2 separate regions of the Homo sapiens genome follow, and region 1 is linked to region 2. A link is a contact called in ENCODE Hi-C or POLR2A ChIA-PET data. All regions are on one chromosome and are shown on one strand. The core of a region is the stretch at or near the end of the contact, and the rest is flanking DNA. Distances in the headings are between cores, read along the strand shown.

Region 1 (4,128 bases), core at 380-2,879, 200 kb before region 2:
CCCAAGAATATGGCAAGCAGCTTAATTTAATCAAGCAGCAAGAGTGCCAGACAGTTTTCCTGCATGTGAGAGCTAAATAAATAGTGGACCTCCGTATGGCAGTGATAATCGCAACTTAGAGGGTTTTCTCAGTTGTGAAATGTTTGTGTTAAGGATGACTTTTTTGTTGTTTTTGTTACAGTCTGACAGCTGAAGATGCTTTTAAAACCTTCTAGTTACTTAGAGCAGAGCTATATGGCACAGGCTTGGTGGTTCTAAAAGGCAGGTCCTATCCATCACAGAAACAGCAAGTCTCTGGGTTATGGGGGAAGATTGAGCGGGGGGGAGTGAAGTAAGGAGAAAGGGGGGCTGTTGTGTCCAGTTTACATTTGTCACCAGTGACTAGCTTTTAAAAAATGTGTTAGCTGTGCATGGTGGTAAGTAAGATCCAGCTGCAGGGGATTATGGCTTTGAGTGGGTCGGGGAGCTTGGAATGCATTCAGTTCCATCAGGGGATTTGTGTCCCTCGTCATCAGCCTTAACATTGCTAACACAGTAAAGATTAGGAACAGACCAGTGTCACCTGCCCTGAACTTTGAAAAACCCTGGAACCATTAAACAAAGGGGTTTGCTAGTTTAGAAAGTGTCCCTTCTCTCTGTCCAAAGTGTTTTTCAAATGACACATGCAAAAAAAAAATACAGTTATGCTCAGGTGAAAGACTGTCTGTGGTTGAACTATTTTCACAATTTAATGAACATGTCACAATCATAATTTCTAATGAAAAACACCTTCCACAAATAACGTTCAGTTAATGAACATTTTTGTGAAGTGATTTCCAAATCAAAATGAAGAGCCAGTAGTTAGGAGGGAATGTTTCTGAGCTTTAGTCTCACTCCATAGGAGAAAAAGATTTTGCTTGGTTTGGGTGACCCTCCCCTCCTCCTCCTCCCCAGGAAGAAAGTTAAGAGAACACCACAAAGGTTTACTTTTTTCAGGGATTTTGAAATTCAGCATACATGCCAGCAAGCAGTTTAGAGGCAGGAAGTCTTTTCTAGTAGTGCAGTCATGAACTGGTAAACTAGAAGCATCTGTAAAAATTTAGAGGGAATATCAGCTTTCTCAAAGCTCCAGCCCAAGTGTAATGAGGTGCAAATGATAGCACTGCATAACCCTTCCCCACCCCAATTGTGGAATGAGATATTGAGACAAAAATAAAGAGGAGAATAGGGATTTCAGAACTCTACTGTACTGAAATAAATTTTGATTTTCAGATGAAATGGCTTTTGGGTGACTAAGGATAGCCCCAACTTTGACGGTTGATGAGTAGAAAATAAATGATTTTCAGCTCAGCATCTCTAGGTACCATCTTTGAAAAGTGGTTGCATTTGGGCTGTGAGTGCATAAATGACATACCTCCTCATTCGGCTGAGTAAATTAACGAGAATTTTTAGTATAAAGTAAACTTCCACTGATTCGTATCTTTGGCAGGCACCTCTCTCTTTACAGAAAGAAAAAAAAAAGAGGGGTAAGAAAAAAGATGTGATTTGTTTGAAGGAACACATCTGGGGTGTGATCTGCTATATCTTAACACCAGATGGCAGGTTTAGGCTGACAACTAAACCCAGTTTAGCCTGGTCAAACCGTATCTTCGTATGTCCTTTTCCCCCTCCCCTCCCAAACAATCTATGCACAGGAAGTAGAACAATTATTTGCACTCCAGGCTAACAGTCCTCTTGTATCTGTGGCTTTGGGTTCTCTTTCACTGTGCCTCTGCTGTTTATAGACAAGTTTGGCTTCCCTTGGCAACCCCTGAAACAGGTTCCCTCTGTGGCTCATACTTTTTTCAGAGGTATGTTTTGTCGAGGCAGAGGTGTGGTGCCTTTAGGTGGCTGGTGCTTGTCATGACAGGCATGGCATTAGCTGGGCCTAGCAGTGACTAGAAGTGACAGCATTGGTTCGAGGTGCCTGGGGGCCTCTCAGTCATCACTCCTGCTGGAGCATTGAGAATATGAAAGCACCTGAGAGCACCACTGCTTATCAAGGAGATAACAGTTTGGGAGAACAGGGCCAGGAGGTGACTGAGGACAGGCAAGTGCCTTTCCCTCCCTTTATTTTCTTGTAGTAGATTTTACTTGAAAGAGTGTCATATATGTGGCCTTTAGAAAGAAGGCATACAAACAAGCTTTGTCCAGGGCCACAAAAGAAGGGACCTTTGAATTTCCAGAAGTTTCAAGTCTTTTAATTTCTGTCATTAGACTTACAGTTTCTTTGTGTGTTGTATCATAAAATGACCAAACATTAAAAAACCAACCAAAAAAAACCCTTTAACACTTCAGGGAAAAGAGTCAATAAATAGTATATTATCCTCCTCACTGTCGTTAGACACATTACCTCCTTAGTGATAATGGTAGCGGTCACAGCCTATTTTTATGACTGATTATCAAAGGACCATGTCAGAAGTTTCTTATCACTCCTAACCATTGGGTTCCTTTGTAGATTTTCCAGGAATTAGTTTTAGATTCTCACTACTGATTAATGGACATATGTGTAATCTATGCAAAGAGCTACAAAATGTATTCATTAATCCATTCTACAAACTAAGATTAATTATAATTGTCTGTAGGCATCTTATAAGGTCACAATTCTAATATAATTTGATAGGAGCTGTTAGGGATTTGAATGAAATTTCAAAATCACCTCCACAGAGAAGGAAAAAGACCTTTAGAGAAAGTCAGTGAATGTTTTTATTGGGCAGAGCTTGAAGTTACTTCCTGAGATTTCTCTTCTTTCATAGTTCTGCTTTCTGGGTAGTCAAAGATCACCTGTTTAAAAAAGAAATAATTCCTGGATACCAAATGTTACTATAGTTATCAACATGAAGGCAATCAAAATTTTTCTGAGTAGATTTTAAATTGTTTTTGTTAAGTTACACATTTCAGTTGTAATTCTTTTTTTTTTTTTTGAAACAGGATCTCACTCTGTTGCCCAGGCTAGAGTGCAGTGGTGTGATCTCAGCTCACTGCAACCTCTGCCTCCCAGGCTCAAGCGATCCTCCTATCTCAGCCTCTCAGGTAGCTGGGAACACAGGGACATGCCACCACACCTGGCTAATTTTTTAATTTTTTTTTTTTTTTTTTGTAGAGACAGGATCTCACTATGTTACTCAGGCTGGTCTTGAACTCCTGAGCTCAAGTGATCCTCCCACCTTGGCCTCCCAAAGTACATGAGCCACTGTGCTTGGCCTGGCAGGTGTAATTCTTACATGTCACTATAGAACTATTTTATATATAATGTTTGACCTATAAACTTTTCTACTTGCTATTTTAGAAAAAGAATTTGTTGGTTAGAAAGTCACTGAAGAGAGTTTAATAAGAGTACTGTTTGTTTTTTAATAAACTATTTACTGTGGTTCTTGTAAATAAAACAAAGCAACTTAGTTAATTCTATTCAGGAAACTTAGCTCAATTTCCTAGTATGAAGAAGACTGATTTGATAGCTTGGAGTAGTAGAGACCTAATATGGTTTCAATCATTGTGTGGAGGAGGACATTACATTGATGAGACAAAACCATTTTCTAGGTTCTTGAAACTACTTGACCAATTACAGTAATTTGAAGGGGGCACTTCCTAAATAATATTAAGTTCAATTCATAGTATGAACTTTTGAGTTCAAGGCTTCTGTAATTTTTCTTGGCTTAAAAAAATATTCAAATTTATAGAATAGTAATGATGTTGGAACGTTTGATTAGATTTTAGTGTTCCACATAGTTGACTATAATAATTTCTGAACTACAATAGTTTCAGCTAGAATATTTCCATTTATTCAACACCACATTAATCTTTACTTACTTGTCACACAGCTTTTAAAAAAATCTGATGTGAATTTGCTTTATTGCATTTGACACGTTTGGGCAAATGACAACAACTTTGGTGTTTTTAAAATGTTCCAGTTCCAGAAATCAGCCTTCAATAAGCTTCAGGCAGTTTCCCAGTAAGTTGTTAATGGATTGCCATCTTTCTGCCTCTCTTTTAAATTTTTTCCTTAAAGGCCATACTGGGGGAAACTAACTAGTTCACTCTAGATGGCTGTACTAACCCTACTTTAAATACCACTGAGAGTTTAAAAGGCTGCGTTTTTGCATCTAGACT
Region 2 (4,031 bases), core at 939-3,438:
TGGGCAACAAGAGTGAAACTCTGTTTCAAAAAAAGAAACGCTCCACATTTTTAAATAATACACAGGTTTTGCAGTGTAACTACTGGTGAGGACCAGAAATCTAGTTACTAGATTTCTTAAAAATAAAATTTCTCACACTGTTTAAAAAAAGGAAAAGAAGTACACTTATTTTTCCTATGTGTAGTTTATACATGCTAAATAAATAAAGTTTAGAAAATGGAATTTAAGAAGAGTAAAAGCATCGCCAATAGTTCCTTCCACACAGGTGTTAATCATTTTTTGTTTTCACTTGTCTTTTGTATTCATTTTAAAAATAGAGGACCATATTGCGTACACTGCTTTGTAAGCTGCTTTTTGCTTATCAACATTTTGTAACTATCTTTCCATGTTATTAATAACTGAGTTTTAATGCTTTTATCATAATTTAATCATAATTTTGGCTCAGCCATATTAGCTCTTTCTTGATAGATTTTACTGTGTAATTTAATAATCCAGTTTTGGACTTTTCCCACTTAGACTAGTATTCTTTATTAGATTTAACATGAACTAAGTGCTATAAATGAGTCAATATTTTTTTAAAATTATATGTCTGTTTATCAGTGTACTGTTTCAAGTCTATGTATTAGTTAAGTCTGTTCTTCAGGCTTGAACATAGGCATACCTCCTTTTATTGCACTTGGCTTTACTGCACTCTGCAGATACTGCATTTCTTTTACAAATTGAAGCAGTGGCAGAGTTTGAAAGAATTGACTCCAATTTTGAAAGAAGTCCTAGTGTGGATAACATGCTATCCAAAGCATCAATGCTACAGAGAAATCTTTTCTGAATGGAAGAGTCAATTGATGCGGCAAACCGTCTATTTTATGAGTAGACACCACAGCCACCCGTCTTCATCAACCACCACCCTGATCAATCAGCAGCCATCAACATCTAGGCAAGACCCTCTGCCAGCAAAAAGATTACACCTCACTGAAGGCTCAGACGATTGTTAGCATTTTTTAGCAATAAAGTATTTTAGATGTATGTATGCTGTTTTTTTTAGACATAATGCTATTGCACACTTAATAGACTACAGCATCGAATAAACAAATTTTATATGCACTGGGAAACCAAAAAAAAATCATGTGACTTGGTTTATGTGGTGGTTTGGAGTGGAACCTGAGTTCGTCCGATGTTTGCCTGCAGATGCTCATCCTTTACTCTTTCCCCACTACTGTTGGTGCTCCCAGTTCTGCTGTCTGCCTTTATCCAATTGTAAGCCTCAATGTGATTTCTAGATTCACCCTAAGTACTTGCCCTTGATCAGCCCAGCACTGAACTCCCCCAAACACACAAACATTAAAGTTCATTTAGAAAGAGTGAATTTTAGGAAGAAACCACAGAGGCCAAGATCTTCTCTAATTAATGTAGTGAATCTTCTGAATGTAGTGAGTCTTCTGGCCATTTTTTGAGTATTACATTGATAGCTCATTCAAAACGAAAATTATTCACACAACTATGGTGTAAATAAAAAGATGTGATGTTAATATAATTTTTGGATTAGATTATTGCCGAATCAAGCATCTTTACAACATTATAGTTTAGAGTAATGTGTTTGGCTAAATTAGGCAATAAAAGTAAACATAAAAGGTAAACCTTCCCGATTAGTCCTTACATTTGACTTCTCTGTATGTGAAACACTGACAAAAACCAAAAATAATTTCACTACTCTGTATTTATTTTTCTGATTGAGACTTTGGAAAAGTCAAGAATGACAACGGTAGGTATTTCTTTTTTGCAGAACAAGCCTGAGATGGTACTTAGGTGCTTACATACAAGCTACTGATCACTTAATGACATTAAAAAAATTTTAATTACTTATTGCCTTCAGACACTACAGAAGTTTAAAAATCCTACTATTTCCACTTAAATTTCTAGACCAATGCTGTTGGACTTTCTTTCCCTTTAACAGCAATGATTATCCAGTTGAATGTTGTTTCACAGAAAGGAAAAGTGCATTTGTGTAAAAATATCTGGGGCTTGCCAGGGAATCTTTTTCAGAATGCTTTGTGGTTACAAATGAAGCTTATTGTTGTATAAATGGCAAGTTTAAAATCATAGAACTTTTTTGCAGTAGCTCATGGCATGAGTTGATAATCTGCGAATTGCTCTGCGTGTGTGTTTGTGTGTGTTCGCATGCATGCCTCAGCCCATCTGTAAGTAGCTGGATCCTGTGCCGTTCCTCCCCCTGTTTCCCACCTCACTTATTTAGATACATAAATACGCACACTTTTACATCTAAGGCAAACCCCAAAAGATGCATGTGGAAGGCTGGATGTGGGAGAGAGGTGTTTTCCTTTAATTGACCTCTCACGGCGTTCCACTTGATAAAGTGACAACATTTTCTGAAAACTTAAGGTTTTTGAATGTGTGGATTTTCTCCCTACCACTGTAATTTCTGAAACTTTCTCTAAACAAGATGGCTGGCACATTATGGGGACAGAGCAGAGACATAGAACAGAGACAAAGCCGCCCTGAGAAGGCAGACACACTTATATTGCTTGTGGTTTTTCAGTACAGCTGCTTTCAGATGAGCCGGCTTGTTCTAAGCTGGTCCCACTGCCAAAGCAAGACTGTCACACAGCTGGTAGTACTTACTGTACTTGCGGGAAAGTATGTGATTCATTAGTTGGAACCGTATGTTTTTCACCAGTTCTGGTCATGTTTTTGTTAGGATGTGGTAAAAACACAAGCAGGGGGTGAAGGGACAATGGAAACATGTGACTTCTTAAGGATTGGCCTGAACCCGTTATTAGCTAAATTGTACACCGTAAAATGTCCTTTGTACCTCATAAGACAAATGACTTAATTTTTTATTCCTCAGTTGAGGTCATTCAGTCATAAGTGGTAAAAATTATCAACACTGAGCTCTTTTTCTCTTTTTACTTTCTGCAAAGTATTATGATCCGTTTAAACCCCAAATTATAATATGAAGGGAAGTCATGCAAGTAAAAGACATTAATTTGCTGAAAAATGCCCATGACGGGTGAAGAACTTTAACTGGAGTGAACTCTTGCTACTGATAAAATATGAGTATGGTATTACAGCTCATAAGAAACACTTCTAATACCACAGGGTGTGAGGAGAACAATAAATGGGAGTTTCTTTGTCTACACATGATCAAGCAGACTCAAATTGTATGGCTGGAGGATTGAGAGACTAGTCTTTTAAGTAATTTTGGTGTCATTAATGGGCTTGCATCACAGTATCTCTGTAATGCTCAATCCTGGTATTGTGCAGAACTGCTGGTGTGAGCCGCATTGAATATTGGCCTGTTATCACCAGGTTTTTGAGCTTGTGAATATTTTACAACTGCACAGGCCGAACCATATTCTTTGGAAAATGAATGCCATTGCTGCTGTGTTGTGTTCTCCTTACATAGGAATATGCTTTGACATTTGCTTGCTTCTGCTTCATTCTGACACTGGAGTTGTTTTACTTTTGTCCCCACTCCCATAGCCTGCTATTGAGACAGGTGGTATTTTCAAAGTCTAAGTAAAATATTGGCAGATTATGCCTCTACCCTCAGACTCTGTTTTTCAACTGTTCCCTTCTAAAGTTCTGCACCGTTCATGCCTCACTACATACACTCCAGCAGTTGCTGGACTCTGCAGAATTAGAACCAGGTCTGTCTCTGACAATTAGCTCAACTGGCTGCAGGATAAATAAAGGAATGCGCTCAGGGGCTGTAGTCTGTGACACAGTGTAACAGAGCGTAAAAAGGTGCATCTGTTCCATGCCCTGATTCAGTCGCCTCACTGTCACTGGGAAGTTACCGACACGGAGACATGCCCGTGCTGTTTGGTAAACAAGCGGCAGGTATTAAATTAACAGGGCTGTGAGTGTGCAAACGTGCTGCTTTATTAAAAGCCCTGCTATCTTGGCTCACTGCTGGGTCACAGGCAGTTGCTAGAGCATCTAGTAAGATGACTCATGGCACTGCATACTTCAATACCCTGTTCTCGCTTCCTTCCAGAGGGGACCGTTGACAT

What was found. Hi-C counts contacts between places; a loop is a spot of excess contacts on that map. ChIA-PET counts read pairs that join two places held with the same protein, here RNA polymerase II (POLR2A). Pooled maps may share reads with other maps.
Region 1: a map of chondrocyte shows a loop between it and region 2 (1.9-fold over the local background). The contact joins two enhancer-like sites. A Hi-C loop is called at or near these places in 1 of 168 maps with a recorded cell type or tissue (chondrocyte) and 2 of 50 pooled maps. POLR2A ChIA-PET finds 5 or more read pairs at or near these places in 3 of 52 experiments (AG04450, H1 and Panc1).

The regions. Positions count from the first base shown.
Region 1 is chr9:16,822,417-16,826,544 of GRCh38, reverse strand. All of the region lies in intron 1 of BNC2 (basonuclin zinc finger protein 2), which reads left to right. Among named protein-coding and RNA genes, the nearest start is that of BNC2, 46 kb to the left of the region's middle. Within about 2 kb of position 1,629, at least 3 of the 41 ENCODE cell types and tissues checked have a DNase peak (open chromatin) inside an H3K27ac peak, as active enhancers do.
Region 2 is chr9:16,626,753-16,630,783 of GRCh38, reverse strand. All of the region lies in intron 3 of BNC2 (basonuclin zinc finger protein 2), which reads left to right. Among named protein-coding and RNA genes, the nearest start is that of BNC2-AS1, 98 kb to the left of the region's middle. RefSeq lists an enhancer at 3,287-3,820. Within about 2 kb of position 2,188, at least 8 of the 41 ENCODE cell types and tissues checked have a DNase peak (open chromatin) inside an H3K27ac peak, as active enhancers do.